Linked DNA regions of Homo sapiens: regions 1 and 2 are each linked to region 3. A link is an interaction called in ENCODE POLR2A ChIA-PET data of the cell type or tissue named here. Cell type or tissue: IMR-90. All regions are shown on one strand. Region 1 overlaps DNM3 (dynamin 3). Region 2 overlaps DNM3 (dynamin 3). Region 3 overlaps DNM3 (dynamin 3).

The links. Peaks named below come from ENCODE experiments on the same cell type or tissue, not always from the same donor. Only the 100,000 strongest peaks of a DNase experiment are listed, where the experiment ranks them.
Region 1: POLR2A ChIA-PET joins it to region 3 with 18 read pairs; 2 of 35 experiments call an interaction of 5 or more read pairs at or near these places.
Region 2: POLR2A ChIA-PET joins it to region 3 with 13 read pairs; 7 of 35 experiments call an interaction of 5 or more read pairs at or near these places.

Annotation. Positions count from the first base shown.
Region 1 is chr1:172,209,944-172,212,443 of GRCh38, reverse strand. All of the region lies in intron 14 of DNM3 (dynamin 3), which reads right to left. Among named protein-coding and RNA genes, the nearest start is that of DNM3OS, 66 kb to the right of the region's middle. In IMR-90, no CTCF peak of the experiment used is centred here; no DNase peak of the experiment used is centred here.
Region 2 is chr1:172,393,629-172,396,128 of GRCh38, reverse strand. All of the region lies in intron 20 of DNM3 (dynamin 3), which reads right to left. LOC102724528 (a long non-coding RNA gene) reads left to right here. Exons shown (of 3, transcript XR_001738294.3): 3 at 1,719-2,378. Among named protein-coding and RNA genes, the nearest start is that of C1orf105, 26 kb to the left of the region's middle. In IMR-90, no CTCF peak of the experiment used is centred here; no DNase peak of the experiment used is centred here.
Region 3 is chr1:172,268,414-172,270,913 of GRCh38, reverse strand. The region is part of intron 15 of DNM3 (dynamin 3); the gene reads right to left. Among named protein-coding and RNA genes, the nearest start is that of DNM3OS, 120 kb to the right of the region's middle. In IMR-90, no CTCF peak of the experiment used is centred here; a DNase peak (open chromatin) is centred at 1,043; H3K27ac peaks cover 133 bases.

The DNA.
Region 1 (2,500 bases), 58 kb after region 3:
ATATGTTCAGTGACTGCACCACAGTAAAAGACATACATCAACTTCTATTTCAGAACTTCAAAACTCCTGACAATTGGCTCATATGAATCATTGTCAGGAAGAAATCTTCCAGCAGCAGTGACTAGCCTCAGTGTCTAGCTGAGGTGTGATTGATACCAGGGACTGAGCAACTTTCCAGCTTCTAGCAAGAATATGGAAACTGCTACAAAATCAAGAATTAGAAATCTCATAATCGACATCCTTTCTGTTCTTTCTTTGCTATGATTGCAATTGCAATATATTCCCTGTATATCCTTTTTTTCTCATTTATCAGACTTTTTGTTTGACATTACAACAAGCCTGGTGACAGCTCTGCTACAATATTTCTATTAGGTGAATAAAAACCAAATTACTGCCTATTAGCTACAAATTCATTCCTTTGCTAAATACAACAAATAGATAACATTAAAGAGCTTGAACAATTTGATCTTGATTATGTAAAAGCATTACAACAAACCCTCCAACCCTCCTTCATCCTCATAAATGTCATTCTCATAAGGCAGACAGACACACTCACAAAACTCCAGGTTCCATTTTCTTTTCAATTTCCACCTGTTCCTTGAAAATCCATTTCTTCACATTTATTCTCTGATCTTATTTCAGTTTCTGCAGCAGGAAAACTGTGCAGAAACTCAAGTTTTAGTAATCAGTGTACAATTTTGTATGTGTAGTCTTCAAACATCCAGAGTTTTTCCTTTCGCTGTTCATCTAACCCATCAATGTAAAAAAATTGTTTTAAACTAGACATTATGTATCAGATTCAGACCGGTAACTTTCTCCAGTCACATTCAGTCCACATGAGATACTTAAGGATGTAATAAAACATAAGAAAAGCATATTCTAGCTGCTTGCTATTTTGAAAAGGGGAAAAAAATCCTTTCAGACAGTAATCAATTTCATTGTGGAGGAGATTTCTGCAAAATGCATTAAGAAGTTCACGCCTGTGGCAATGGTCACTGCACATATTTTGGAATGTCTCCCAGACTATAAGACTTTTTCCAGACATCCAGGAGAGACTTTAGCATGACAGGGATCCTGCGCTGGGCCTTAAAAAATTGTAGAAGGAAAACTTTAGACGGTTCAGTTTCAGCTGGATTTTGTTTCTTAGACAGCTGAGTTACCTAGGTTATGGAAAATACTAGTAATTACGGAGTGATGATAATCAGAAAAATCTCGCTCTCTGTCTTCTTTTTCTGAAGCCTTAATTAGTTAGTCAAGGTATTTGTTAAGCAATAATGCTACTTTGCTTCCTAAATATCTTTATAGATAGGGTTGATTCTATCCTACCTGAGATACTGAAATCACCAAAAGGAATTATGATAATATTTTTTAACTTTTGGAAACAAACTGTAAGATATATTTCCGTTTACTCAACTGCCCTTTGGCTGCAATAGCAATCATAAATTTCTTAAATTTGTCAGAATTTTTGTTTTGAGGGAGGGAAGGATGGCTGAAATCGCTGGATGTAAAAAATGCCCTTTATTTCCTTCTCTATCATGTTTATCTCTAAACTCTTCCCTCACACTTGGCTTTTGCTATCGCTAGGAATGAAATCTAAGTATAGAAACCAACACAATTTATACCTTAAAGGACATGCTGATGTATGTTGAAGCCTCGGATTTTCCACAGACATATGTTATCTGCTTTCTTCTGTCTCTCAAAGGCACAACTTTTCTTTTTGAACATATTTTGCCTTCTATAAATTGAATTCATCTTACAAATAAAAAAATGAAAGAAAAGGTTTTCTTAGTGTTTTGTTTCACATTATATCTTGGTTCCCTGTATAGGCTTTTTGATTTGTTCAGATGTAACTTTATACTTTATTATTCTTGTACTGGCTTAATAATCCCTTCTTGCTCTTTAGGCATCTTAAGTTCCAGCTCAGCTTCCTTCTGATCCCCAATCCATACAGCTCCTGGTGTTAGAAACATTGTGCTTCTTGGACTCCATTCTTCAACCTCAGTTCTTCCTGCAAGGGCTAAATGTTAGTGATCCTTTAGGGAGGCAAATGTCATTTTTCTCACCTTACTGAGTCCCACATTTCTTTGTTCAGAACGCAAACAGGCAAAAAAAAAAAAAAAAAAAAAAAAGCACGCTCTCTTACTCTTAATTACCTATATATTTGATGTCATTTATAAGAGAATTGTTTGCAAAAATCAGTAACTTAGGAATCTGAAGACTTAAATTATGCTTCAAACTCTGCCATTTACTAGAAGGGTAACCTTGATTTAAAAAAGTGAACTTTGCTAAGTCTCAACTTTCTCATCTGCAAAATGGGAATAATTCCTTCCTTACCTAACTCACATCTTTGTTACAAGAATTAAATGAGACAGTCTATGTCAACATATTTCAAATTTAACATCTTGTAATGAGGTTAGAATGGTGTTTGGCACACAGTAAACAGTAAGTGTTAGCTACAATATTATTATTATGTAATTATTACTATTAAAATGGAAAAGCA
Region 2 (2,500 bases), 130 kb before region 3:
GAAATTAGAGTGTTTGCTATTTGTGGTTTTGCCTATTGCGTGGCTGTGATGCCTGAAAAGCAGTCACAGGGCAAAAAGTGCCATGAGGAGACGGCGCAAATACCTAGCGGCTTTAGACTTCTTGCCTTGTGTAGGAATTCTTTCTTGGTCAGAGTTGCCATGGGATCTAAACTTGATGTAAATACTTAATGTGGCATCAATGCACATGTAAATTCTATCATCAAATCTAGTGCCTTTCAACACTGCCCTCCCATCCCCCACATTTAAAATACTGGCCACACCAACAGTGTAACAGTCTTTTGGCGACAGCATTTGGTAAGCCAGATGGATTTAATTTGGCAACTTAAGGGTGTAAATATATGTTTAGATTCAGGGGTTCCCCCCGACAACACTTACAATACATTGGCAATGGTAAGCTAAAGGATTTCAATGTCGAGTGTTTTAAAATTCTCCCTTTGAGCAGCAATGAAGTTATGACAGGCAAGCAAAAGCCATCAAACTCTCAGCTAAATCCTCAATGTTTTTCTTACATTGCTGGAGGTAGGCATTTAAGGCATGTTTCTGAGTGAAAGATGAAGCATTTACATTTTCATTTTTAATTTCCTGGCTCTTATTGGCTAAAGCAACTCTAGTAAACGTTATTTAAATTTTGCTTCTAGGCCTGGTGTGGTGGCTCATGGCTGTAATCCCAGCACTCTGGGAGGCTGTGGTGGGTGGATCACCTGAGGTCAGGAGTTTGAGACCAACCTGGGCAACATGGTGAAACCCTATCTCTACTCAAAATACAAAAATTAGCTGGATGTGGTGGTGCACGCCTGTAATCCCAGCTACTCAGGAGGCTGAGGCAGGAGAATCGCTTGAAGCCAGGAGGCAGGGGTTGCAGTGAGCCGAGACCACGCCACTGCACTCCAGCCTGGGTGATAGAGACTCCGCCTCAAAAAAAAAAAAAAAAAAATTGCTTCTGATCTTTCACAGAAAGAAGGAAGAAGTTCCCCAGCAGTCCTTTCTTCTAATTTGTTGCTTGGATAAAATTTAGAGGTGAAAGAGCTATGAGCAATGTCATGCCATGAATCGTTGACGTCGTTAAAACAAGAAATAACAAGAACTGTCTGAATGTGAAGGTTTCCCTGTAAAAATCATTCTTTTCTTACAAGTGAGGGAAACAACGAAGTGCAGTGATGAAATAGAAGTACTAGCTTGTGTGTCATCTACAAATCTGTATCTGCTTACACTGGGCAAAACTTTTTTTTTTAAACCCCCCTTTCTTTGAGCTAACATTAACTTGTATATAGGAATATTCAGCAGATTCCAACTGGTGACAATTTGCTACTGACTGGTTGCAGGAAGAATAATAATCCTCTACTGTGCATTTTTCACTGGCCAGTGGCTTCTCTGCCAGACTCCTGTCTTGGCTGTTTTCCTCTATCAGTCAGGTGAAACTCAGGGCAGGGCTTGGTCCCCTGAAACTCAGGAAGGCTTTCCCTGCAATGGCTGAAGCTTCAACAATTTAGAGCCCCAAAGAGAACAATGACAGAGCTATTTGCTATTATTTGTCATGGGATGTGGAAGCAGTTGTGTTTGGTTAGCTTAATGCCAGTTACCACTGGGCTAACAGCAGCATATTGTTATATTTACTGCTGCTGTCTGCATTTATGTTACTTGTACTTTGCCTTATGTAGATCCTTTCTTATTTTCCTTTTCCTTTTACCCTCTTACAGCATAGGATGTTTGGAAGAGTGAGATAGGGGACACATTGAAAACAGAGAGGCAATCTGAAGGCTACCTTGACGCATCTGCAAAGCTCCCAGATTCTGACTTTCACAAGACTTGCTTTCTGTTTCTGGGCCTCGCCTAAACAGACTGCCAGTCATCCGAACCGTGGCAGGATGGAGATGTTTGTGTAAGGTAGACTCAAGTTTGCAAGACTCAAGAAGGAAACCACCAAACTAATTTTACTTTCACTTAAACCAGATTGAAACCAAGACTTGAAGAATTAAAAACTTTGACATTAACCATTGATTCACTCCAATGAAATAATTGTGTTATAGCCAGAATCATGGTGAAATTGGAACAAGGCTTTTGATGGGATTTTTAATTGAGGGACTTATATTAAATTGGATATTTTCTTTAATGAACAGCATGTGGCCAAAATTCTATTTTCATTAAAGTATATTAAGCATCATGACAACTCATATTAAACCTGCAACAAATGATTAATGACATTTAGAGACTTCAAATGTCATGAGACACCTTAAATATTAAGAATCAAAAAGAACACCTCAAAGTTGTTTCTATTCTTAGTAATTATGCTTAAAAAAACATCTTTCCTTGCTTTGAAAGCCAGTTGCTAAAAATAAAAACTGTTCCATGAAAAATCACAATGCCCAATGATAAATTTATGTATTTGTTTTTTAAAGGGGGAGGATGGTGAGAAAAATAGAAAGCTCCTGGCTGACATCAGAGGTCACAAGATGAGTTCCTCATTTGTCCAAATGACATT
Region 3 (2,500 bases):
GAGCAAAGGCAGTTACTTGTTTGAATAGTCAAAACTACTCTCTGCAACTGCATTTTTTGAAACTGTTCCTTTATACCCACAGTACTTTTTTTTTTCAGATTCTAAGAAATAAACACAGGCAGTTTCAAAATTAGAAAAAGAAAGAAAGGAGAAAAACTCGCTACAGTTAGACGTTGCAAATATTTTCTTCATGAAACTATGCATCTGCTCAGAGTTAGCTGCAGAGTGTGACTAACATTTTCTACCAAGGCTTGTACCATGTCGGTTCCCTTTGCTGAGGCTGTGTGTTAATTAAAATTAATTACACATGCCAGTAAATAGTTTCCCTTTGAATGCAGCAAGTTGAAGCAGAATAATATAATTTATGTGTAAGGAATATAATTCAAACCTTCACAGTATTTTTTTTCAGCAGGTATAGGTACTAAAGACATTCTTTATGGGTAAGTTGGTGTCACCATAAGTCAACTAAAGAAAACTGAAAATATATTAGACATGCAATGTTAAGTCACACAAAGATTCTTATTTGTAAATTGTTATTTTTAAAAGACAGGTTTATTATTAATATCTTGAGTGCATGATTGAAGTAGCTCAATTATCTTCATTTAGCATTATAGTTACAAGTGCTGTTTGGCTTAAAGGCTTTTTTTTTTTTTTCAAATTCAAGAACTCCTAGGCAAGGTGTTATTACTTTAGTAATGTCAGGATAGTATATGGTAACACTGCTAATAATAGAAAACACTTATGGCTGCCAGAGATGCCATTATTCAACTCTAACTGAATTGAAACAGCAATAGACTTGAAGAATAATCCTCTTTGGACTTTTTATGTTTATTCTACTATTTGACGTAAGTTTTTTTCTTACTATATTCTACATGTTATTGCTAAAAACCTGATTATTCCAATAGTCAATAAAACATGCCCTTAGTTTCCTTTATTTTTGTTCTTGGGAGGCCTCTAAGACGGCCAAAGAGATATTGGTATTTAAACATTTCCTTCAGGCTGGGCCCAGCTAGGGATATTTTCGCAATCCTGCTTATTCATTTCTGAAGAGCTCTGCTCCCTAGGTTGCTGACTGAAATACCTGAACACTTGCTGTCTCACTACTGGCTTCAGCCTGGGGGCCCCACGCTATCACAAATTCACAAAATCACCACCACACTGGCTAAAAGGAAGCTGCAGCACACAACTCACTTTAATTCCATCCTTAACATAAGTAACCAAAATATAAACTTATTCTTTGAAATAAAAGCCTGAAACAAGACAGATAATATCTTGAATCCAGTTCTTCAGAGTGACTAATAGCTTTCAAAAAGAAAAGCTAGTTTTTTTAACAAAGCCTAGCAATCATTTGTATCAATCTCTTTTAAGGTAGAATAGTGATCTATCAGTTCTCTTACAGCTTACCACTACAGTGTCTCATTTAAAGCATGTCTCTTAGAATTGATCATATTTTTTCTGTAGCATGTTTACAACTAGCGATTGGGTCCCCTATCATTAATGAATAGCAGCTGGGGTTGTTCTATGGTTTCCAAATGGAGGCACACTTCTGTCCCAAGCTGCAGTGTTTGTCTGACGAGGGTAGTGGGGAAAGCAAATACTTGTTCCGGAAAATAGGTGGAGAGAGGGCAATGTGTTTGCTCTGAAATCCTAGAAGAAAAGTAAACTTGCTGTGAAGGACATAATTTCTTTTTGTTCTTGAACTTTACATAGCCGTGTTGGGCTCATTCATCAACACAGTCTTTGGACAGAAACCTGAACATGAATGCCTCAAACACTTTGACCAAAATCCTTGCTGGCACTACTAATGGCTTCGGTTACAACTCCAGTTTAAATCCTTGGGAAGAGAGAAACTGAATCCTTGGGAAGAAAGCAACTGAAGTTGCTGATTCTATCCTATCAATCTATTTGTTTGAAATACGCAAAGGCTCCTGAAAAGTACGATGCCTGATTCCCCTAGAAAAATGAATCTAGACTTCACACAGGTGTTTTAAGCATGAAGAATTCCTCCAAAATCTTTTAATGACATTTAAAAACGTTGAAAAGCACTAACTTGCTATTTTTCTCCCTCAAAAAAGGCAGAAACAATCATCCAAGTAGGACGTCATACTCCTATTTCATTTCAGAGTTTCATTTGAAAAACAATAAAGAATTTAAATTGCTTGCTTTAAGTCACAGGCATTTCATACTCAAGAAATTATGTTGTCTTTCATGAGAATATATCTTAGCTGTGAATTCAATTGTCACAGACTTAGTTCATAAAAATATTACCAAATTATATTTGATTTCTGTCTGGGTGTGGTTGGTGAATCAAATAAACCAAATGGGCCGAGAATTTTGGTTCTCCAATCCATCCCTCTCCAGGCTCCCTTTAAAAATATTTTCCCCCTCCTCTCTGGTGTACCTAGGATTTCCTAATGATGCTATTTCACAACTAGAGGGACACTCTTAAAGGAAAAAGATGCAGTATTGAGAATTGGGAAACTTGTAACAAGCAGGATCA